3 separate regions of the Mus musculus genome follow, and all the other regions are linked to region 1. The links are chromatin loops, found by intact Hi-C in ENCODE. Cell type or tissue: heart. All regions are shown on one strand.

Region 1 (2,500 bases):
CAGGTAGGGCTGGCTGAAGGAGCCAGAGACAGAAGTACAGGAGACTACAGAGCATAGCTGCCAGAAGGGGTGTGGAAACCAGGGGCCACAGGTGTGGGGTAGGGACCAGGCTGCAGGGGCAGGGAGGATCACAAGAGCACTTCTAAGATCGGTGGTGAGCAAGGGCCAGGTCAAACCCATGGAACCCATGCACAGAGCCTCTGTCCACCCTGACCCTGTGGACTGGGAAACCAGAGTGCTTATCACATGGTTGTTGGGACTTCAGCCTGGGACCCTGGATTCTGGTAGACCTTTGTTTATATCCTGTCTTCCCCACCTGAAGTCTGGACAGTCTGGGACAGTTGATTTCTTCTCTCAACCCTAAGGCTCTCATGGGATTGATGATACTTGCTACATGGGATTATTATAAGCAAGGAAGAGATGCAGGTTCTAACAGGCCTGCTGGCATGGGATAAGCTGTGAGGTACCGTTTAGATTAAGATTGGGATTGGGTTATTTTGACCTTTCCAGAGAGCATTCTTCTGCCTGTGTATTCTGCCATAGAGAAATGCTGCCTTGTGGTTCCACAGGTAGCTAGCTTGGGGTGGTTCAGTCTCTAACCACTCTCTAGGGCTCTTATCCCCACTGTATCACAGGCATCCAAAGTAGACAAGCATGATGGGCCCAGCCCAGAATGTCAGACCTGTGATGCCTACTTGTCAGTCTGAGGTAGGCTCTTGGCTTTTGTATTTCTGACAAGTTCTTAGGTCACGATGTGAAGCCGGCCCAGGGGGACCACATTTGAAAATGGCTACAGGAAATGGGGTTGTCTTTTCTCTTGAAACTGGGAAGCTTAGCACCTTCTTGGAATCAGAGTGTAAGGGAAATTGGACTTGCCACTTCCGGTAAAGCGGGAAGTGAGTGTTGTGACATAGTAGAATTATGTAGCATACAAAGGAGAAATACTTGCATCTCCTGATAGTCTGCACCAGCTACCTATAATGGGTACCACGGCAGATGCTCTCTCGCGAATGATGCCAGGCTAGGGTTTGAACATAAGCTCCTTACAGGTGATACTGCACTCTGGGGAGGTCTTCTCTGTTCCTAGGCCTAGGGAAAGACTTGAGCCATCTTCAGCACCTCTGCAGGTACAGGACTTCTTGGTTCCATATCTAAGTCCACACTTGATTCCTGACCCTCTGAAGTTTGCCATTCCCTTCTCTAGGAAAGATGCGGGCAAGAAGGAAGGCAAAATATTTTCTTTACAAGGCCGCCGGAGGGTATGCGGGGAAGAGAGATTACCAAAGAGAAAAGCTAAGTCAGGCAAGCTTAACCTGCCAACCCTTAGGCAATGGAGAGGGAGCCTTGCGCTCCCTCTAGTGGCTGTAGCTGGCATTACTAGGAGCCAAGCTTTCCACTGGTGCTTGCTAGGGAACTATTGTGCTACACAGCTATGTGTACAGCTGATGCAGTTTAGGAAGCAGCATCTCGTCCTATGGTAATTCCCACAAATTTATTCCAACAAATTTGGTGGGGAAGAATTTCAACCTTTTCAGCCAGTCTTTAAAAGCTTCTTAAAATGCAAATATTAGAAAGAACGGGTGGCTACTATGTTCATAGCAGCCTTATTTATAATAGCCAGAAGCTGGAAAGAACCCAGATGCCCCTCAACAGAGGAATGGATACAAAAAATGTGGTACATTTACACAATGGAGTACTACTCAGTTATTAAAAAGAATGAATTTGTGAAATTCCTAGGCAAATGGTTGGACCTGGAGGGCATCATCCTGAGTGAGGTAACACAATCACAAAAGAACTCAAATGATATGTACTCACTGATAAGTGGATATTAGCCTAGAAACTTAGTATAGCGAGATATAAGGTACAATTTGCAAAACACATTAAACTGAAGAAGAATGAAGACCAAAGTGTGGACACTTTGCCCCTTCTTAGAATTGGAAACAATCACCCATGGAAGGAGTTACAGAGACAAAGTTTGGAGCTGAGACAAAAGGATGGACCATCTAGAGACTGCCATACCCAGGGATCCATCCCATAATTAGCCTCCAAACGATGACACCATTGCATACACTAGCAAGATTTTGCTGAAAGGACCCTGATATAGCTGTCTCTTGTGAGACTAGGCCAGCGCCTAGCAAACACATAAGTAGATGCTCACAGTCAGCTATTGGATGGAGCACAGCGCTCCCAATGGAGGAGCTAGAGAAAGTATCCAAGAAGCTAAAGAGATCTGCAACCCTGAAGGTACAACAACATTATGAACTAACCAGTACCCCAGAGCTCTTGACTCTAGCTGCATATGTATCAAGAGATGGCCTAGTCGGCCATCACTGGAAAGAGATGCCCACTGGACAGGCAAACTTTATATGCCCCAGTACAGGGGAACGCCAGGGCCAAAAAATGGAAATGGGTAGGTAGGGGAGTGGGGTGTGTGTGTGGGGGACTTTTGGGATAGCATTGGAAATGTAATTGAGGAAAATACGTAATAAAAAAATAATTT
Region 2 (2,500 bases), 120 kb before region 1:
GCTGAAGATTCTTGCCCAAGATAGCAGAAAAGAATTAATTGTGCTCAGGTGACTATTCTGTTGTGTTGGAAAGTTGTAAGTCAACTTGACACAGGCTAAGGTCATCTGAGGGGAGGGAACCACAATTAAGAAAATGCCTCCGTAAGATGGGGCTGTAGGCAAGCCTGTAGGGCATTTTTAAAATTAGTGACTGATGGGGGAGGTTCCAACCCATTGTGGATGGGCCATCCTGAGCTCATGGTCTTGGATTCTATATGAAAACAGACTAAGCAAGCCATGGAGAGCAAGCCAGTATGCGGTATCCCTCTGTATCAGCTTCCTGACTCCTGCCCTGTTTGAGTTCCTGTCCTGACTTCCTTCAATGGGGAGCAGTGTTGTGGAAGTGTAAGCCAAATAAACTCTTTTCTCCCCAATTTGCAGAGTGGTGCAGCCAATAATCCGCTCTAGAGGCTGAGTCAGGAGGTTGGCCTGGGGTGTGAGTATGTGGGGCAGCCTCTAATCCCAGAAGGTGGGATTAAGGATCATCTTTGGCTGCACGGTGAGTTTGAGGCCGCGCTAGAATACGTGAGCCGCCTGTCCAAAAATAAATAAATAAATAAATAAATAAATAAATAAATAAATAAATAAAGACTAAAACGAGAAACTAGTAACAACGTCTTTTTCACAAGGCTGGGAAAATCAAATGAGAAAATAGGGAGCATTAGGCAACTGTCTGGTAGAATATAATCAGACTGACAGTGCCATTGGCAAGCTTTTATTCACTACATTTTATCAAGAGGAATTATGGTGCCATTTTACAGATCAGCAAAAGGGCACAGGGTTAAGTAATTTGTTTATAGCTAGGACACACTGTTATTTTACGCTTACTGTTCTTTTCAAGCTCTCTGTGGGCAAACCCTTATAGAGACCACAGGGCCAGCGTCTGGAGTCACTCGCGGGCAGCCCAGGGTAGAAAGGGTTAGCGGGTGCGCGCGCGACATCCGCGGGAACCCGCGGGCGCGCGCCCCGCTCACAGGGACGCAGGCTTGGCGGCGGGCTCTTCCTCGCCTCCCCATTGGCGCACACGCCCCTTCCTGTCACGGCCGGCCAGGCCCCGCCCCCTGGGCGCTGCCGGAGTGGACGGTTCCAGGCCATGCTAATGAGGGGCTGGTCGCCGCCGCCCATTGGCCGGCCCCAGTGTCGGTGAAGTCAGCTCGGAGTAGCAGAAAAACAGAGCGGGGCTGACTGTAGCGTGGAGCGCGAGCCGGGCTGGACGCGCGCAAGCCCTTGCCGGGGACCCGCGAGGTAAGCGGGCGGCGGCTGCGCTCTCCGGCGGCAGCTCCCGGGCGGGCGCAGCGGGCCCCCGGAGCGGTGCCTTTGTTCAGCGCGCGGAGGAGGTGCTTTTAAAGGGCCAGCTGTTGGAAGGACCTGGGGGCCCCCCTTCTCCCAGAGCATCCCCGGGTGGCCGCGGGGGACCTTCGCCGAGCCGTGTCTCCCGGCTGCTCTGTGTCCCCTCTCCCCGTCCCTTCAAGAAAAGTTGCTAGGACGCGGGGAGGTTTGGGGATTCCAGGTTTCTTTATGCCTTTTCGTTTTTGGTAGGTGAAGGTAAGTGCGATCATGGCCTCTGCTTAGGAGGGAATGTCCGCCCGCTTCAGCCTGGCTGCAGTGTGGGTGGATGGAGACGGGAGAGCCCTGGTGGGTTTGCGCTGGAAAGTGAAACTACTGAGGGTCTTTTCTGCAGTGGCCAAAGGAAGAAGGGCGCAAGTGTCAGGATGGAGGCATCTCAGGTGTATTCATTCATCAGCACACCCTTCCACTCCATCACCTAAGCCGAGGGCGGCGGGAGGGGGGCAAGCACTACGCTGCTGGCCCAGACCAGCCTGCATCCGAGCGTGTTGGTGGGTGTGTGTCTGGGTATACGGTGCTTCCGCTCACCGCCCAGGCCCCTTCATGCTTCCCTGGATGACTGGATGACAGCATCTTGCAGGGCAGCCCATCACCAAAGGGACCTAAAGCTACTCCTTTCTCTTATTTCCCAGGCTGTCCCTCCCGGGGTTTCCACGGTCTTTTCCCTGATAAGCGGTGGTGACATTCGAGATAGGAGGGAAAGGAGGCTTTAAAGTCATTATGCTTCTTTGAAGGGCGACGTGCTGTCGATTTCTGTATCCTGGAACCTCTGCGTGTCATACTATGCCTTTGAAATTCATCAGTGCTTTTTCCGGGCGGACAGAATTTATTATGCATTGCTACATAGAAGCAGAAGATCCCTCTGAGCCGGCTCATTCCATCCTGTCCGAGGGTTTTCCCAGCATGTTCTGGACGAGCCTTTGGATTTTTGTTTGAATCGCTGAGCTCTGGGTTGCCCCTGTTGTCACACGGCCGACCTACTGAAATTGCTAAAATTGATTTCAGTCAGTAGGCGGGATGTTCATCTAGAGACACCATAGAACCTGCCAGGCATGTTAGGCCGCTGACTGATCCCCCCCCCCCCCCCCCGCCCATCTTCCAGTCCCCAACACTG
Region 3 (2,500 bases), 150 kb before region 1:
CTGAGGTCTGAACCCCGATGGTCATAATTCACCTACATGACATGGTAGGTGTTCCCTCATGCTCCTGGAACTCTGGCCTCTGCCTAAGTTACCACCCCCTACAGCCCCCACAAGAGAAGCATGGCCAGTAGTCATATAGACAATGGACCAAGCTTCTGACCTTCAGGCTATACTCCTCCCCAGTTACCTAGCAACAGTGAAGACCATAAAAGGGGTGCTCAGCCCCCACCTTGCTCTCTTACTCTTACTCCTCACTCTCTTACTTCTTACTCCTCTCTCTCCCCTCTCTTTGTCTTTTCTCCTTTATCTTCTCCTCTCCTCTCTCTTATTCTTTTTCTCTCTAGCTCTCTCTCTCTCTCTCTCTCTCTCTCTCTCTCTCTCTCTCTCTCTCTCTCTCTCTCTTCCCTTTCTCCCTACATTTCTATAATAAAGCTCTTAAACCATAGAGAGTCTCTGCTCCATCAAGATCCGCTGCACACTCTGGTCGGTGTTGGGAACCTCTTCCCTTATCCCTCTCTCCTACAACCCAGGTTTAGCAAGGTAGCTCCATTGTCCCCAGGTTGGGGCTGCCCCTTCTCCACCCCCTGATGAGTGGGTCAGAGGCTTAGATGCCCACCCAGGGCTGAGTGGAAAGCATCTGGGAGCCCCCCTCCCCAAGCCTGCATCTGCCTGCTCAGAGCACAGGAACTCTGGCCAGATGTTGGGCCCCTTTTCCCTTCCCCCAGGGCCTCCCCAGGGTCCCCCCTTTTTTGTTCCCAACATGGAGGTATAGTCTGACATGATTTGATTAGGATTCGAGCCCTGTTTCTCTAGAAATCTCTGTAAACTGGGTCTCCTCAAGCTTTGGAGTCTTCAGCATCATCGCAGAACTTATCGAAACATCACAGAGTCAATAGATCTGACGCAGTGGCAGAGTTTTCCATCTAGGTATGGGGGTATTCTTTCTATCGCTCAATTGCAAATCTTCAGTTCTTCCTATGTGGCATCCACACTGCCCAGGCATTGTGGACAGTGGGGGAACATTTGAAAGCTAAGTACATCTTTGACACTCCTCCTAGTCAGTCAGACAGGCAACACACACACACACACACACACACACACACACACACACACACCTTTAGTCATCACTGAGTTTATGGGTATTCATATACTCAATACTTCAAACTGGCCCAAAGAGCACAGAAGGACCAGCTAAAACTGAGAAAGACAAGACTGTCTTCTCTGAGACAGGAAGTAAGCCCTCACCAAGAACTGAATCCTGGACCTTGGAAGTGCTGGCCACCTGTTTTGTTGGGGAAGGGTGATTGTCTGGGAAGCATTGGGTTTTAGAAGGAACTCCTATGGCACCACTGGTAAGAATGTTCCCTGTGCAAGCATCAAGACTTGAGTTTGGAACAGAATCACATTTAAAACCGAGATGTAGTTACATATGCCTGAATACCCAGCAATATGGAGAAAGTAGAGTCAGGAGATTCACTGGGACTTGCTGTGGGGATGAGCCTGCCAGTCCTACTTTCCCTGAGCCATCCGAGCTCTCTAACACTAGAGGGCAGTCTAGCCCCATGGACCTGAGCAAGTCTGCTTTTCCTCAGTCTACCAAACACTTCTCGCAGTTCCATCCTGCTCTGCTAGGAATTGCTAAATTGCATCTCAGACAGAAGGAGGACATGGGCTTTTGCTGCTTAACCTATGGAAACTATGTAACATTTCTAAACTTTTGTAATGCTGATGCATACCTGAGGTTTTTGAGATCCTAGGGGAAGCACTCAACATCATGTCCAGCACATGGTACACTGGCCTAATGTTACAATGTATACTTCTAAGGAATAGATTTCAGCTTAGCCCTGGACATTGCTCTTAATGTTTAAGCATCCCTTCCTAAGAAATCAGGTAGTGCCATTCTTTGAACATAGGTACTATGTATCAGATGGCATCTTAGGATACTGAGGAAAAATCACTATTTTTCTTTCCTAGATATAGAAACTGAGAATTGGAAAGGTTGCCTGGGCACTTCAAGGTCACATGGCAAATGGTTGTGGAATCTAGATTTAAACAAGGGACCATGGCTTCACTGGGCCGTGGCTGAAGACCTTCCCCAGAAGGTTTTTTTGTTTTGTTTTGTTTGTTTGTTTTGTTATTTGTTTGTTTGTTTGTTTGTTTTCCGAGACAGGGTTTCTCTGTATTGTACTGGCTGTCCTGGAACTCACTTTGTAGACCAGGCTGGCCTCGAACTCAGAAATCTGCCTGCCTCTGCCTCCCGAGTGCTGGGATTCCCCAGAAGTTTCTTAAGCTTTGGCTTTGAGGCTAATCCTATGGCTAAAGGAGGTCGGCATAGCTACTCACTGGACCCCCTTTCAGTAATCAGATCCTCATTTCTGCTCCAGCTTTGCAAGAGGAGCTGCTGGGCTGGAAACTCTTCCACACCTGCTCTGGGAGGGAGCCAACTGAGTCTTAATGATTTAGGGAGTCTCTAGCCACTTGATATGACGAGCAGGTGTGG

Evidence for each region. Peaks named below come from ENCODE experiments on the same cell type or tissue, not always from the same donor. Only the 100,000 strongest peaks of a DNase experiment are listed, where the experiment ranks them.
Region 2: a loop joins it to region 1, with 3 times the contacts of the local background. A loop is called at or near these places in 13 of 42 quality-filtered maps.
Region 3: it touches region 1 in a loop (7-fold over the local background); 36 of 42 quality-filtered maps call a loop at or near these places.

Annotation. Positions count from the first base shown.
Region 1 is chr19:40,390,525-40,393,024 of GRCm38, reverse strand. All of the region lies in intron 5 of Sorbs1 (sorbin and SH3 domain containing 1), which reads left to right. Among named protein-coding and RNA genes, the nearest start is that of A930028N01Rik, 95 kb to the right of the region's middle. In heart, no CTCF peak of the experiment used is centred here; a DNase peak (open chromatin) is centred at 1,354.
Region 2 is chr19:40,512,455-40,514,954 of GRCm38, reverse strand. Sorbs1 (sorbin and SH3 domain containing 1) reads left to right here and starts at 1,219. Exons shown (of 29, transcript NM_178362.1): 1 at 1,219-1,584. In heart, a CTCF peak has its summit at 1,150; DNase peaks (open chromatin) are centred at 494, 1,124 and 1,894; H3K4me3 peaks cover 1,815 bases; H3K27ac peaks cover 1,761 bases.
Region 3 is chr19:40,544,113-40,546,612 of GRCm38, reverse strand. No RefSeq gene overlaps it. Among named protein-coding and RNA genes, the nearest start is that of Sorbs1, 32 kb to the right of the region's middle. In heart, no CTCF peak of the experiment used is centred here; no DNase peak of the experiment used is centred here.